Linked DNA regions of Homo sapiens: region 2 is linked to region 1. A link is an interaction called in ENCODE POLR2A ChIA-PET data of the cell type or tissue named here. Cell type or tissue: MCF 10A. All regions are shown on one strand.

Region 1 (8,000 bases):
ATGTGATATAAAAATAGATTATTGCAAAGCATTGGATGGTGAAATCTATTATCTGGATTCCATTCTCTTTTTATTAATTCTGTAACTTTTGTTATAGTTTAAGGTATTTTTAAAATTATTCAGCCTTCAGTGTGCTGAATCCAATAGAGAAATTAAACGTGTGAGGAAGACAAGTGGCACCCCTGACAATGGTCACTTGTGACAAGGCTGGAGATTCATGTGGACAAGGAGGCCACTAACCTGGGAAGCTAAATTAGTTTATTTCCAGTTGTGCATTTGGATTCTATTTGATTCTCTGCCGCTATGTCCAAGAGGCATTTCTAGTGTTTGGCTCATCGACCCAGAGTCACTGCAGAGTAAAAGAAAAGCTTTTGTATTTGTATGTGTTACCATACCAAGCATTATCAGCGAGGTAATGATGAAATACCCGCTTCCACTCACTGGGCAGCTCGTCACCATGGCAACAGATCATTATATAAAGTTCATCAATTCAGCTGGTCATTATCCCAAAGCAGCAGACAGCTAATATGTTAAGGAAAGTTCTTTCTCTTAACTTGTAAACGAGCAAATGAATTAAATTGGTCTTGGCACTGGGAGCTCAATATTACATTTATATAGAAAAGGAGAATTCAGAGAAGAAAAAAAGGTCTTCTTGGCTAGTGTATGCTTGAAAAGGAGAATTTAATTCACTCAGTTACCAGATTCAACTAATGGCTTATTTTTTCCCTGAAAAGGATAGTCAGTCGGTTTAAACTTTCCTGGTCATAAATTAAAAGCAAAATTTTAAAATCACAAAGTATTAATATTTTAAACCATATTCTCATAGCCTGACCCTCTGCATGTAAGTTCTGGAGACCCGGCACTAGGGGATGCAGCCTGCCTTGTTCACTGTGACCCTGTTGGTTTCCAGAACAAAGCCTGGCACATAGTAGGTGCTCAAGCAGAGACATGTTCATTGTGTGGCCTCTGGGGCACAACAGCCCAGGTTAAACTCCAGGCTCCCACAATCACAGGCCGTGTGACCGAGCGCAGATCCCTCATATCTCTGTTGCCTTCTCCCCAGTGCCCAGCTCACAGGGTCGGCGGCCACTAAGTGAGTTTAACTGTATGTTTGTTTGGATGGTACCTGGTACACAGGACACGTTGTATAAGAGTTTGCTGCTATTCTTTTCTTATTAATGTTTAGCTTGTAAATGATAAGTCCTATTCAAGTTTTGTCTAAAATCAGCAAGATCCCTGCTCCACCACTACTCACTGTACATATGCCAGGAGGAGAAATGACAACTCTTTTACAGCTGCTTTGGCTGCCTTGCTGAACAAAACCTCAAAAGCTCCTTGCAGTACCCTAAATCATAAGCCAGCGCTTATAGGAAATTTACCACTGCATTTCCTGTGAATAAAAACCATATTACTTTTAAAACAAGAGTGCAATTAATAGAGCCCTCTGGGTATCCTTTCTAAACTCTCATCTAACCCACAGCTTAAATATAACTCCAATCATTCTGTTAAGGAAGCAATTCAAGTTTCTGAAAGGAAATTACTTGCCTTAGATTTATTGTATCTAAATTACAAAACAACCACCCAGTTGGTAAGGTTGGCAGCCCTTCTCTGACAGTCACCAGGCAGGCATCCAGAGTCTAAATTACCCTCTAGCCCCCAGTGGTGAAATTTATACTGTGTCTGGTCCCATTAGTTGTCAATTGAGATGGTTGAGAAAAATCTATGCTAAGCACTTTTGCACTTTTGAAACATTAATTCTAAAGGAAAAAAAGAGAGCTCTCTTACTCAGTGGAATAAGAAAATTATTTTGTCATTTTTCTCAGTGGCTACATTACACCAATTACGACTAGTGCCTGATGTTCCAAGCTGTTTGTTAGCTCGTTATGAGCTTTCTTTAGGCACTGTCTTATCCATTTCTATGATTTCAAAGAAAACCTGAGGCTGCCATTACTGACCTAAACCTTCCTCTCTGGCTTCAAAGAAGGATTTCCAACCAACTCTCAGGCGTACCGCATGCAACTAGAACTCAGTATACCCAAAACTGGAAACTCAATGTCTCCCCTTTGTATCAAATCTGTCCATGCACCTGAAATCCTGAATCCACTGGCTAGGATGGAATAGTCAATATGACTATCCTACTGTTCAGCTTCATCTCCTATCTCTTCACCCACAATTGCAGCTCATTTCAATGTCTCCCCCTTTCCAGAACACCCCAGGACTTTCTAGATCTGCATGCTTTGCATATTCTGTGCCCTCTCCACCAGGCAGCCATCTCCCCATCCCCCAAGAGCCAGCTCTCAGGCCTCTGGTCCGGGTGGAGTGGGAACCTTTTCTCACCTCCCAGGCCAGCTCAGTTTTTCCAAAGTCTGTGTGCTTATGGAAGGTATTCTTCCTTCAACTAAGATAGTGCATTAAGTCAAACCAAAGAATAAATGTCCATCTTTTATGGGACATAAGCTTTCCTTGGTGTGATATGCTGAGCCTTATCCTTATTCATGACCACCGTCATGCTCTCGGGATACAGTAGGCCGTCAGTTGAGTCTTAGTGAATGAACATATGAGGATTTCACAATTCTAGAATCATGCCTCAGAAGTCAATCTTTAAGCTCAAGGTGGAAATATGTCTTTCAATTTTCCTGGTTATTGCCAAGAAATAGCAGAATAACCATGTTAAAAATTCTATAGGTGTCCAGAGCACACAGGTCACTCCTAACTTCCTATGCACCCCTCTCACTGCCCACTCCACTGAAAGTTGCCCAAGAGGTGAGAAGCTGAAGTGAGATGGAGTGGGGTGGGGATCTGAAAAGGAAGGTGTGACAGGAGGAGAGCCGTAAGTACAGCAGAGTGGTTCCCAAGCTTTATGACTAGAGAAGCTACTCAGGGAGAAGCCTGAGATGGACCTTCCAGGTGCATCCCTGAGACCGTGATTTGGGAGGTCTGCAGTGGGCCTGAGGACCATCGTCAATCATTAACAAACATTCTAGGTGACTCTAACTCAAAGGATCTAGGATTTGACCAACAATAAGGGGCTGTTTTTAGTCCATATCACCAGATGCCAACAGTGAGGTCAGTGATGAAGGAGCTTTGAGTCTTGACTATTCTTTAACTGCCAGGAGCCCTTATGTAAAGGGCTTAGCATGGTGCCAAGGTCAAGGGAAGCACTTTATGTGTCTTCATCATTGTTACCATGTGGGTGAGGGGGAGGAGGATGCCACGGCCAAGGGCCTCCCTCCATCTCAGAAGCTCTTCTTTCCATATATTAAAACTGCTACAGGAAAAAACCAATGGGCAGGGATACTACCTTCAACCTGTGAGTGACAGGGGCTGGATGTACACTGCTTCCAATTTAATGCATGATAAATAGTGTGATTCTTGCTTGACAGATGCAAAATCTGAGGCTCGCAGAGGCTTCCTCATTTTCTGACAGCACCCAGCTTACAAGAGGTGGAGGGAATATTTGACTCAAATGCCCCTGGAACAAAGGCTTAAATGCTCCTCCAGGCCATGTTGCTGTGGCTTGATCCCTTTCTAAGTACTTTATTCATATATTAATCTCATTCTTGTTCTAAAATCATAGTGCATTAACCATTACCCAAAGAGTTACATTTAACACACATTTGAGTCATTCCTTAATGACATCACAAGACTCAGACCCCTCTGCCAAAACTGGAACCTCCTTAAAGTTAAGGATGAAGTATTTGAGTTAGAAAAGATGAAAAAATCCTGGGGGTCTAATGTACAGCACGGAGACTATAGCTAACAATGCTGTACTTTACAGTTGAAATTTGCCAAGAGAGTAGATTTTAAGTGTCCTTACCACAAGAAAAAAGCAAGCAAGCAGGAAAAGAAAGAACAAAGAAAAGGGTAACTGTGTGACCTCCTGGGTATGTTAATTAACTTGATTGTGGTGATGATTTCACAATGTGTTCGCATATTGAATCAAGTTGCAGACCTCAAATATATACACTTTGTATTTTTTAAAAACCCATAATAACCACCTCTTAAGTTTCTCCTATATCTTGAATCTCACACAGTAAGTAATGTGTCCTCTCTCCATGCTTGCTTATTAGTCATGGAGTAATACATATATAATGAGTTTGGCTTTGTTCAGATAGTTGGATGATAGCCACGGCATGTAAACGTGTCACACCCTTGTTTAGTACTTACTAACTGGACTTTCCTTCTAGGAGCAGAACTGTGTAATGTTCACGTGATGCAAAGGACACATTTGGCCAAGATGGGCTTGCTCACCTGACATTCTTCTATCATTTTCCATCTGCTCTTGAACAAATAAAACCCTGGCATAGTCAGACGCTCTCCCACTCTCCTCTCCCTTCAACACATAGAGCAACTTTGGTGTGGCCTCTAGTCAGGACTGACTATTCCTTCAGCTGCTTCATGACAAGGAAGGGCCTCCAGGCTGCTCAGGTCTGTGATGGGCCACTCAAATGACACTGCCCTCATGATAATTACCCACTCAGAACTACCAACTATTTGCCCTAGGACACAAATACTCATTAGTTCATTTGCTCATTAGGTGAATATTTATTAAGAACTTATTTGGGTCATATTCTGGCTTAGCTGCTCTTGCTACAAAAATATCAACTTCCAAAGGTTTTCTGATGTTTGGATACTGGGCTCAATGTCCACTGATTTCCTTCACCCGAGGGAAAGTGTTACTTGCAGGGAATTATTTTCACTGTCAGTATTCCATCTGGGAGGTGTGAGCCACAGTTAATGGTGCATATGAATTAACAAGTCAGGAGTGACAATGCCCCCCTTTTCTAGCCTAAGTATGAACAGGGTCTGTGCATTCTGAGGGCTTTCAAATGCTTCAGTGTCCTACCTTCCATGTCCAGCCTGGTAGGGTGGAGGAACCTCAGCTGTGTGCATGAACATGGGTGACTCATTTGCAAGAAATGTGGAATGAAAAATACATGTGAAACTTTGATACCCAATACAATTCTTGACTTTTGTGAACTTATTTTGAAGTAGATACCCATGCATGTCACTAGTACTTTGTGCCATACTCCACTACCCAACATGTACATGTTATAGGAACCTACTCTTAGATGCAAATATATTAAGTCTACATTAAAAAATGAGAGACAGGACATGCATATTGAAATAGGCTGAATATTTGTGCCCCCCTACCCCCAGATTTAGAGGTTGAAATCCTAAGTCCCAACGTGGTCATATTTGGAGGTGGGGGGCTTTGGGAAGTGATTAGGTCATGAGGGTGGAGCCCTCATGAATGGGATTCATGCCCTTATAAAATAGGTCTCAGAGCCCTGCCTTGTCTCTTTCCCCTGTGAGGGCACAGGGAGAAGGTAGCTAATTATAAGCCAGAAAAGGGTCCTCATGAGAACCCAAGCATGCTGGCATCCTGATTTCATGGCTTTTCATCCCCCAGCACTATGAGAAATACATTTCTGTTGTTTCTAAATCACCCAGTCGACAGTAGTTTTTTATAGCAGCCAGGACCAAGACAAGTATATGATAAAGGAGACCCTTTCATTCACCAACAGTCCTACTGGGGAGTTTCCAGCCATCCTTTGGGTGGTGCCCTGTACAGAGTTTGACATGAAGCCTACACTCTCCTCCTTCCTCGCCCCCAGACCTACATATTGGTTGGGTCAAAAGAGCTGAGAGAAGAAGGGGCTCCATATGGGAGAGGGGTTGGAATTCCTCTGCTATCCTCCTGAAAGAAACAGAAAAAGTGAAAGAAAAGGGGTGAGAGTGAAAAACTAGAATGATGGCAAAAAGATGCCTACACCTCCATCAATCCTTCCTTGTGAACACAGGTCCTCCCATAATCTATTCAACTCACACAATTCTGTCCTTTTTTTTCTTTTAAAACACGCTCTGGGGAAGGGGTTGAGTTGGTGTTTGACAGTGAGAGAAATTCATTCACCCTGAATATCAACAGGATCTGGTGAGCATAAGCCCAAGGATTGGTAACAGAAATGATGGGGAGGGCTGTGGACTTCCTAGGCAGGAAATTGAGAGTCTGAAATATGAAAGCAAACAGCAAACATCTGGAGGGCAGGAAAGGCCCAGTTGGCATCTGAGGGGCAGGAGTGACAAGTTTTCTTAAACATCAGTTTGGAGAAAAATTGTTTTAAATTGGGACTCATGGTCGAGACGACAAGCTGAAAGATTCAGTCACTAAACATGCTCCACGCTAATGATGCAGAGTCCAGGGCCCCCAGCTCTCCAGCTTCCATTGACTTTCCAGTGAGACTCCCCAAATCTTTTCATGGGTGCAGATTTATTTATGATCTATGAGGAATCTCAGGCCAGTTCTTATTGGGCAGCAGGAAAATCATGAGTCTTAACCAATTCATTGCTTTCCCTAACTGGGATGTAGATGGCTGAGAGGGAGCCGGGTTCCAACACTAGATATATGTCCTCCAGCTAAACACACAGGCTGCGGCAAGGGTTCCAGTCAGACAGCAAGAGTCAGAAGACCTGGAGGATGAGAGGTCAGTGCCTGGAGATGGGACGAGAGGGAGCGGGCACCAACTTACAGGGCACAGAAACGGCTCTAATTCTGAGATGGGGATATGTCCTAGGACACAGGACAAAGCTCAGACACCAGAGCAAAGAACTGATCACTTGAGAAGATGTCAAAGGCCAGGTCACTCAAACTGGGTGAAAGGTCAGAGCTGAGCCAGGACAAAGATGAGGTAGCATTGAGCCTGGGCCCCCGAGCTCCTGGCATGCCCTGACTCCAAGGCTGGAAAACTCCAGAATCTAGGGAACTAGAAGTGCAGGTTAAGTGTTAGAGGGTCCCACAGACAAGCTGCCAGGTGAGTCACTGCAGGTCAGCAACTCCATAAAGCCCCAGACAACTGGCTATTATCCAATCCGTGCACAGAGAAATGAATGCTGCCTAGAGATATTAAAAATGCCAACACCGTGTAATCAATATGATTTCTAATTGAAGGAAGATTATAGTTTAACTCAAAGAGCAGCAGTTCCTTGTGACGATTGCCATTTAAAGACAGTTTACCAAGGACAAATCAAGGCATTTGTGGTTGAAACTATTTTTTTCACTATGAATCAGTGTTCTTCCGCTAAGGACAAGGTCAGATTTTTAAAATTAATCAAATGATCACATCATTGAAGGCCTAAATGAAGTTTCTACTCTGACAATTAATCTTGGTGATCACTTCAATACTAAAAATCATAACTTTTTTAACTAAAATCCCTTAACTGTACTTGGGCATTCAAAAAATTAATTACTAAATTTTTATCATTGTCACAAACACATGAAAATTGAAGCCTACAGAAACCTCTAAACTGTTCTGGGTGTGTAGAAATCAAATTCTACCTGGCATAACTGAAGATCACTTTAAAGGATTTTTTACTAATTTCAGACAATAATGCTCAATATTTTAGTTACACATGAGAACAATTCTTAATACATATTTTCTGGTTATAAGAAAGAAATCTTCAGTTTCTTGAGCAAATTTTCCTTTCCTTTCTCTCAATTTTAATTCCTCAAAGAAACATACTATGTATTTAACAAGATTCACTATACTCAGTTGAAACACAGTGGTTATAGGTAGCAAGAAATGCCCTTCTAAACAATGCTTTAATCTCAAAATGGTTTAAAACTTTCAAACATAGCTGAGCTTTCACAGCCTTCAAAATCCAGAATCTGGTGATAAGTGTTCTCTTGGTCAGAAACTTATTAAACGTGTGTTGATTGCTCTTAAATGGGAAAAAAATTCAAAAGCTCTTTACTGCTGTTTCCATATTGTTTCTGTTTTGGGATTAGTCAAAATAATGAAATGGCACTGTTGAAGATCTGAAGAAAGGAGGAATGCACACAGGGACAGATGGCTTGCTGCTTTCCAATAACTCATTCATTCAGCATTTATTTTGCACTTACTACAGTCAGAAAATTCCAGACAGGGAAAGTTGTTTTCTTCACCCGGTTTTTTTTTTTTTTTTTTTTTGGTCTAGAAGAATAACTGGCTACATAATTATAA
Region 2 (8,000 bases), 1.2 Mb before region 1:
TCTTTTACAGTTCCATGTTTTTTTGTGTGTGTGTGCACGAATTTTTAGAGTATCTTTATTGCTTTTACCTGAGTTCAGCATTTCTGCCTCAAAAGATGGTTATGGGGTGCAAAACAGCAGGTAACAGGTACCACTAGCAGATACAATGAACTGCGTCTGACTCAAAGCAGTTGTTCTCCATTTGGGGGGGCTCATACTTTAATCCCATAGCTCTAGTAGTACATTTCTGCATAAGTAGAGTATTCCAATGGCAACCTTAAATCAACTCATGTGCAAAAACTTTGTCATTCTTTTTAAAATGATTGCATTGGTTCTGTCCAGTACATCTATTTGTTGATGGTGTACTTGGTGATTTCTCTGGACACAACATAGTCAATATTTGATTACCAATCAGCAGATTATCTATGTCAGACACCAGAAAAACATTCTGAGTCCCCTGCTTCTCTGATCAGTGGGTGTGAAATGGGAGAAATAGGGTAATATTCACTTTGACCTGAGAAATGCACAGACCGTAATGTTAAATATTGGACAATGCATTGTCATGTTGGATACAATATTTGCAGACAGGGCACTATTTTAGAATTTATTTCTGCTGTGCTTCTCCATCCAGGCCATGAATAGTAATAGATTTATAGTTGATTTAAGAAATTTTTGTAACTCAATAAATACTGAACTAAAGCATTCAAATTATCTGCTTTGAAACTGTAAATTTTTGTTCTAATCCTAACTCTCTTCTTTTTGGATACTGAAAAACAATGAAGGTGATGCATTCTCCCAGCCTGATTGCCTCTCTGCAATGTCGAAGTATTGGCAGTGATTTCTAAAATAGCAATATTTTATACACTTTTTAAAATGAGCTTAATATTAAAATGAATTATACATTTCTCTGAGCAGATGGAACAATGTTTTATTCAATTTTACTATAGTTTATTTTCAGAAATTTGATATAAAAACATCAGGAATAAAAACCTGCTCTCTCCTGAAAATATGGTTCATGTAGAAAAGTGGCTTAGAGATTAATAGAAACTTAATTTAGAGACTGATATCAACTGCACAGTTACTAGTAAATGTCATTTCATATAGTCTGTTCTAAAGATCATATTAGCTCATCCACTAAAAAATCAAGCTTATTACTCATGATAAGAGTTGATATCAGATCTAGCTCAGATAAACTTATTGTACTATGTTGACAAGATAAAGCTAGCTAGTCAAGAACACTTTCACGAAAAAAGAGAAAAGTAGTACAAATTCTTTTCGCAATGCTAGTGGCAAAAAACCACTCTATGATATTTATTAAACTAAAATGTAGGTCAGACAAGAAATTGTATTCCACCTCTTATTTAATTAGTAATCAGAGGTCAGCAGTTCAAATGTGCTCCCTTTCCTTCTCAACTGTTTGGCAATTTAATGCTATGTAACGTGAAACACGTAAAATGTCTCAGTGTTAGATAAAGAGTCACAAGATAGAAGGGAGATCTGGATTCTGGAAAATCCAGACTTTCCTTCTAACCTGTTGCTAAGAAGATCACATTGCTGGCTTTCATCTCTGTAAGTGTAGACAGCTCAACTTCCTACAAGAATTTGCTAGTGCCTGTTTAAGGTGATGGTTTATCATTTCACCTGGATGTTACTGGTTTCAATTAGAAGCAGAGGATTGACTGGATGTACTTTAAAGAAAATTGATTTTATAATTCTCTTTGAATTCAGAATAGAAAATGAACAATGAACGCATCAGCACTCTCCACCGTAGTGCCAGAAGAGCTGCAGGGGGTACTTAGAATTTAGTTACAGCAGGTTAATCCAGTATTCAGCATCCCAGAATATGATGTCACTCTAATTTTACACCTTCCCAAAACAAACAAATGAATAAACAAACAACTTCCAAAACCACTGCAGTGTTTTACACTAGGAATGTCAGCATGACGCCTATGGAAATTGGAATGTGTTACTGTTTCTCTTCAGACAAGTCCATAGGTACAGAAGAAAGCAGGCACAGGTGGTGACAGCTGGCACAGATATGGTGCAGGGCTAAATGAGAGTCACCTAGAACATTGCCTGATTTTTACTTTTTAAAGTCAATTTCAAACTGCTTCACAAGTTTACAGAAGAGCTCACCCTTAGTTTTGCTTTCTCCCAGTACGGTGACTGTTGACCGACATAAAACTTGAACTTAGGCACTGTTAAAGGTAGTACACTAAGCTTCAATCTGAGCATCTAGATTCAACACTGAAACTCTATATCACCTGCAAAAATATGTGTATATTCAGTCTAATGTAGAATTCTTTGAGATGTGTGACAACACCCTTGTGTTATACCACTTCGTGTGACTTCTGAAGATATCATGACATTCTAAATGCCTCTTCCTGTGTTAAATCTCTGTTCCCTATTTTGTGATGTAACTCTTTACAATTGTTTCATTTTGTCATCGGATGTTCTCTAAAGCCAAATTCAACCCTTGATAAATGTGTGATGTCCATGGCAATAGGAAATGCGTGACAGGGTAAGCTGGCCAGGTTTTCTATTTATAAGGAGTTGGTGTCAAATTGATATGGTTTGGCTCTGTGTCCCCACCAAATCTCGTGTCAAATTGTAATCCCCAAGGTTGGACCTGGGGCCTGGTGGGAGATGACTGGATCATTGTTGCGGGGGAGGGTCCTTCATGAATCCCTTGGTGCTGTTCTCATGATGGGGCTCTCAGGAGCTCTGGTTATTTAAAAGTGTGTGGCTCCCTGCTCTCTCTCTTACTCCTGCTCTGACCATGTAAGGTATGCCTACTTCCATCCCATCACTTTGGGAAGCCAAGGTGGGCAGACCACAAGGTCAGGAGATCGAGACCATCCTGGCTAACATGGTGAAACCCTGTCTCTACTAAAAATACAAAAACATTTTCCGGGCGTGGTGGTGGGCGCCTGTAGTCCCAGCTACTCGGGAGGCTGAGGCGGGAGAATGCCGTGAACCCGGGAGATGGAGCTTGCAGTGAGCCGAGATCGTGCCACTGCACTCTAGCCTGGGAGACAGAGCGAGACTCCGTCTCAAAAAAAAAAAAAAAAAAAAAAAAGATATGCCTATTTCCCCTTCTCCTTCCACCATGATTATAAGTTTCCTGAGGCCTCCCTGGAAGCAGAGGCCGCTATGTTTCCTGTACAGCCTGCAGAGATGTGAGCCAATTAAACCTCTTTTCTTTATAAATTACACAGCCTCAGGTATTTCCTTATAGCAATGCAAGAATGGACAAATACACAGATCCTCTTGAGGAATGATGTATTGAGTTGGGTTATAGTCACCCTCTCTCCAGCACACTGAATTCTTCTTTTTCGCATAAACTTGTTTTGTTTTGAATGAATTCCTGCTATCAATCAGCACACACAACACAAACATGTCTGACTAAGGAAAATCACTCCATTGAGTGAGAGCCTTATTTCAATATTCATAATCCCTTAAAAAATATATGTACACTCATACATCCATGTGTGTTTACTAAGGCCCTCTTGAAATGAAGGCAAAAAGAAAAGAAAATGCCCAAACGCACAGCTATATGAGCTAATGAAGCAAGCATATTACAGTGATTAAACTGTATCTTAAACTCTAAATAATAAAATATTGACATTTTGAAGAATTTGAATAACAGCTTACACTTTTTTTCTGTGAGTTTAGAGGTGAATTGGGATGAAGAAGTGTGTCCTGACACAATTTGCTTTTGGGCAACTTTTTTTTTTTTGAAACTTCCTTTGCAACTCTAGTGATCTATATTCTGAAATGATGGTTTCATATGATGCTTTTATAGGTAAATTTTTATAGAATCTGCTTCATTTTTTCCTAAATAAAATTTGAAATATAATCTAAAATGTCTGTCTGTACCTACTTGAAATACGTAATGTAAGTTTCCATTTAAATTTTCACCTGTAGCCCAGCTTATTCAGGATAGCAAAAATGGTTGCATGCACTCACTGCATCACTGTAAAAAGTCAAATATAAGAGGAAATCATTCTTAAGGTAATATCTGGACCAGTTTTATTTTTCTGGAATATAGTTGATTTATTATTTTCTATAGGACACATACAAATAGAATCTGAAATTACTTTTCTCTGATTAATTGGTTTTGCATAAACTTCCTCGTGGAAACATGAAGCTCTCACTGTACCCCGGAAATCATAGTTAGAACCAGGAAATGATAACATAATTCCGGGCATTGCAGAGCTCTTAAGGTTTCTGTAAAGGAGAGCTGTGGACTCACGGGACAGCATGTCTCTGAGAAGGGGGAGAACTGGACAGGGGAGAGAGTTGGAAAGGTTGTCAGAATGCTGAAGGAAGAGGTTCTTCTTGTTTCTAGCCCAGGGGAGAGAGATGGGTAATAAACAGAAAGGATTCAAATAAGCTCAAGAGTAACTTTTTTTAGCTTGTTCAATGCATGCAAGATTTCAGTTATTCTGTTTTTCTTTCTCAAATATGCAGCACCTACTCCTGGACTTTTTTCAACAAACCAGTAGTTTTGTCTTTCTCAATTTTGGTGATGGCTCAAAGGCTTTCCAGATAGAAACATGGGCATGTCCTCTGGAGCTCTGGAGCCCGTATCTGAGTTCCCAAAGAAAGATTTGGGTTTTCTGTACAAGTTTTCTCCTAAAAAGTTTAAAATAGTAAATTTATCTACTAAAATGATAAAAAAATAGATTGAGAGATTTTAGGCCTGTTTTACACAAGAAAACAAGGAGAGTTGGGAACACTTTTATATTTAGCTCTTATAGGTTAACATTATGTGATATTTCTATAGGTCTCATAACTTTTGCTTTTAGATGAAGTGGTTGTGTTTGACTTGATCATAAATGTTTTAAATTATAAGAGATGCTATAAATCCTGAAAATTTCTATAATTTAAAAATCTCAATGCATTAATTATATGACATTTTGTACTTCACACCATTAAGTCAGAAAACCCAAGCCCATCCATCAGAATTTAAATATCTTAACATTTTCCATTTTTGTGTGTTGAGTCAAGCTACAGAAAACACAGCTTTATTGTTCTTATCCAACATTTCAAATATCATCAATTCCTAGTAGAAAACTGCTAAGCAAATTAGTCTGCCAGTTCTAAAAATATGTCAAAACAGACATTGGCATTTTCCCATGATATAAGCAGTAATTTTAAAGAGTTTGTAGACTTTATCCATCCTTCCTTCCTTCCTTCCTTCCTTTTTCCCTTTCTTTCATTTGCAGTTTATTGTTGATAGAATATAGGAGTGTTTTATATATATATATATGTTGATATAGCCCCTTCAGGGTTTTGGCCAGTGGGAGGGGAGGGTGATAAGGTGGAGGAAGCTGCATCTGGAAGGTGGTGAAGGAAATGGGCAGGGGTTCTGAGCTGGGTGGTGGCCACTGATGGGGACAAAATACACATCCAGTGAGTTCCCAGAGCTCAGGGCTCCCAGATGTCATGTAGCTCATTCTACTGCTCACCATCCACATGGCTGTTCAGAGGTTATCACCTCCCTAACCCCCGCAGTCCTTCAAAGCCCTCACTCTTGCCCTACAATCCTTGCTGTCCCCCTCCTCTCTTGCCTGGCCCTCTCACCTTTGTATTGCCAGTATTGAAGTGAATGAATGGCTTTGTAGTAGGTCACTGCAGTCTAAGCTGTCTATGGTCATCGGATTGGGAATGAAAACTGAGAATGCATCACCTTTTTCATAAGGCTCTCCTGACCTATTGGGGTCAAAAGATACAGTCTAAATTAAACCTTGTACTCTCAGGGGTGCCTCCTCCCAGAAACATTCCAGGCAAAACATTTTCCTTCTGTTTTTTTCATGATTTGCTCTTTTACTCAACTCCCAGAAGAGCAGAAGAGTAGCAGTAATGGCCCTGTGGATGCTGATGCATTTCTTGGCAAGGCTGGAACGAGGAATCTGATTTGGGAGGATGGGAGGAGCAGAGGAGATTCACCTAAGCCATTCAGGACTTGTGATACCTGTGCCCAAGCACCATCAAGTCAGGACATGTGGACAGCCGTGGGGCCATCATGGTCCACTTTGATTAGCCCACAAACTTGAACCTGAGCCTCCTCCTCTGGAGGCTTCAATCATGGACAGCAGCTCCTTCTAGAGCGGTCCAGCATGCATGTGTCTTTTCCTACATCTTCTCCAGCTGCGATAGCACAATGTGGAATCAACCATGCATGCTGACTCTGCCAGAGACAGAGACTGTAGTGAGGAAGGCTACAGACCTCCTCCCACATCTGTGCTAAGGGCAGCTCCAGTGCAAAAGTTACTGCCTGCTGGACAAGTCTGCCTGACACATAGGCTGCAGGGAGGGTAATCTGAGCTGTGATGGATATTTCCTAATTAAGTAGCTCCTAGTGCCTAATCTTCCTTAGTGAAATTTGAACTCCATGACCTTAGATAAAAAATTGAGTAGAACTCTTAAACTTTTACCCCAAGATGGGTCCTCACTATTGTAGATATGATCAGGCATGAGAGCTGGTCTGTGAAACATTGGAGCTATGTCCTGGGGTGACCAGATGTCCATCTAAAATACAGGTATTACTTTTTGAATAAACTCCAGGGACCAACATATAGACTTCCTGGTAATTGCACTATAGATCCTGATGAAAGGCGTCCAAAGATGTCACTCAGGTTTTGTATGAGAATTGTAAATCCAGTGAGGAATGGAATGCTGAAAAAGAAAGGAGAGTCTAGGATGAGTATGATTCCAGTGGACCTGATTAATTTTGGCCTCTAATATAGTGGGGACAAAGGAAAGGAACAAAGAAACCCCAAGTAAATCCTTAGCCAACAGAGATTCAATAAAAATAAAAAATTGAGAATGCTGATTTTTATAAAACTAATATATTCCTAAACTTTTGAAGTTGATATAAAAGTGGCTAAAGGAAGCTCAGGAGACATGATTTATATAGGCATGCAATATTTTCTAGATTTGAAAGGCTTTTGTTAACTCCCTCACAAGAGACAAAATATGTGATCCATACATAAGGTGATAGGCAAGAGCATTTACAAAGGTCTGTGAGAGGAAAGCGGTCTCTAATTCTACAACCAGCTCCTAGAGTATAAAGGTTAGCAGTTGGAGCGACTGAGTATATCAATTCCTTTCTAATGGCTGGGAGAAGGAACAGGTTTCAGGGTAGCCAAATGTGAGAGCACAGTGCTGTTTATGCCAGAGGGAACCAAGGGAAAGAATAGAAAGCTCCCTGAAACCCAGCTGTAATCCAGGGAACAGGATTACATTGCAAAATAATCATGCACGCATCAGTGCACTTGAGAGGCATCCTCTAAGCTGGGGCCAGGCCGGGCATTATCCATCCATTCAGCCTCCCAGGAGAAGCTCTGGACCTCACTGGGGACAGCACAGGGCAGCACCTGGGAAATGTACATCTGTGGTTAGAGACAGGCAGAGAAATTGAAGTTGTTTTAAGGAAAGAATAATATAGAACAAAAAGGCCAAATGCTTGGAGCAAGACCAGCCCTCATCAATTATAAGGTCCTTGCCTGGCTCTGCATTTGAGTGGTTTTTTGACCTGAATAAATTTGGGGAAATTTGAAAACGAACTCGTGCCAGCCAAATGCCTGGAGCAGTGCAAATGGAGTCACATATGCAAGTCTCAACGTGAACTGAAAATATGATCTTACATCTGGTTCTGCCACCTTAACCATGCTGAGAGATGCTGAAACACTCACTGCTTCTAGCTTGGAGTATGCCAAGAAATGGCAGAGTCCATTTAAACCCACAAACTTTTAGTAATTCAGGAGATGCAGTGTTGATACAAGGAAGTAAAAGATTCCAATGATCTGCCTTCAAGAAGTTCACAATACAGTTAGAAAAACAGAGACCCTACATTTACTGTTACACCATGGCCAGAATTACACCACCAGTGTGGACCTCCTGTGCCCTGGGAAGCCTGGAAGGGGAGTGAATGGGTAACTAGGAGCAGTGTAATTTCTTAAGCGATTTGATCTTTGAGGGGAACTCAGGTCTTTGAGATCGTTTACATTTTA

The links. Peaks named below come from ENCODE experiments on the same cell type or tissue, not always from the same donor. Only the 100,000 strongest peaks of a DNase experiment are listed, where the experiment ranks them.
Region 2: POLR2A ChIA-PET joins it to region 1 with 5 read pairs; 2 of 35 experiments call an interaction of 5 or more read pairs at or near these places.

The regions. Positions count from the first base shown.
Region 1 is chr5:9,165,334-9,173,333 of GRCh38, forward strand. All of the region lies in intron 11 of SEMA5A (semaphorin 5A), which reads right to left. Among named protein-coding and RNA genes, the nearest start is that of MIR4636, 120 kb to the left of the region's middle. In MCF 10A, no CTCF peak of the experiment used is centred here; a DNase peak (open chromatin) is centred at 4,138.
Region 2 is chr5:7,934,621-7,942,620 of GRCh38, forward strand. No RefSeq gene overlaps it. Among named protein-coding and RNA genes, the nearest start is that of MTRR, 69 kb to the left of the region's middle. In MCF 10A, no CTCF peak of the experiment used is centred here; no DNase peak of the experiment used is centred here.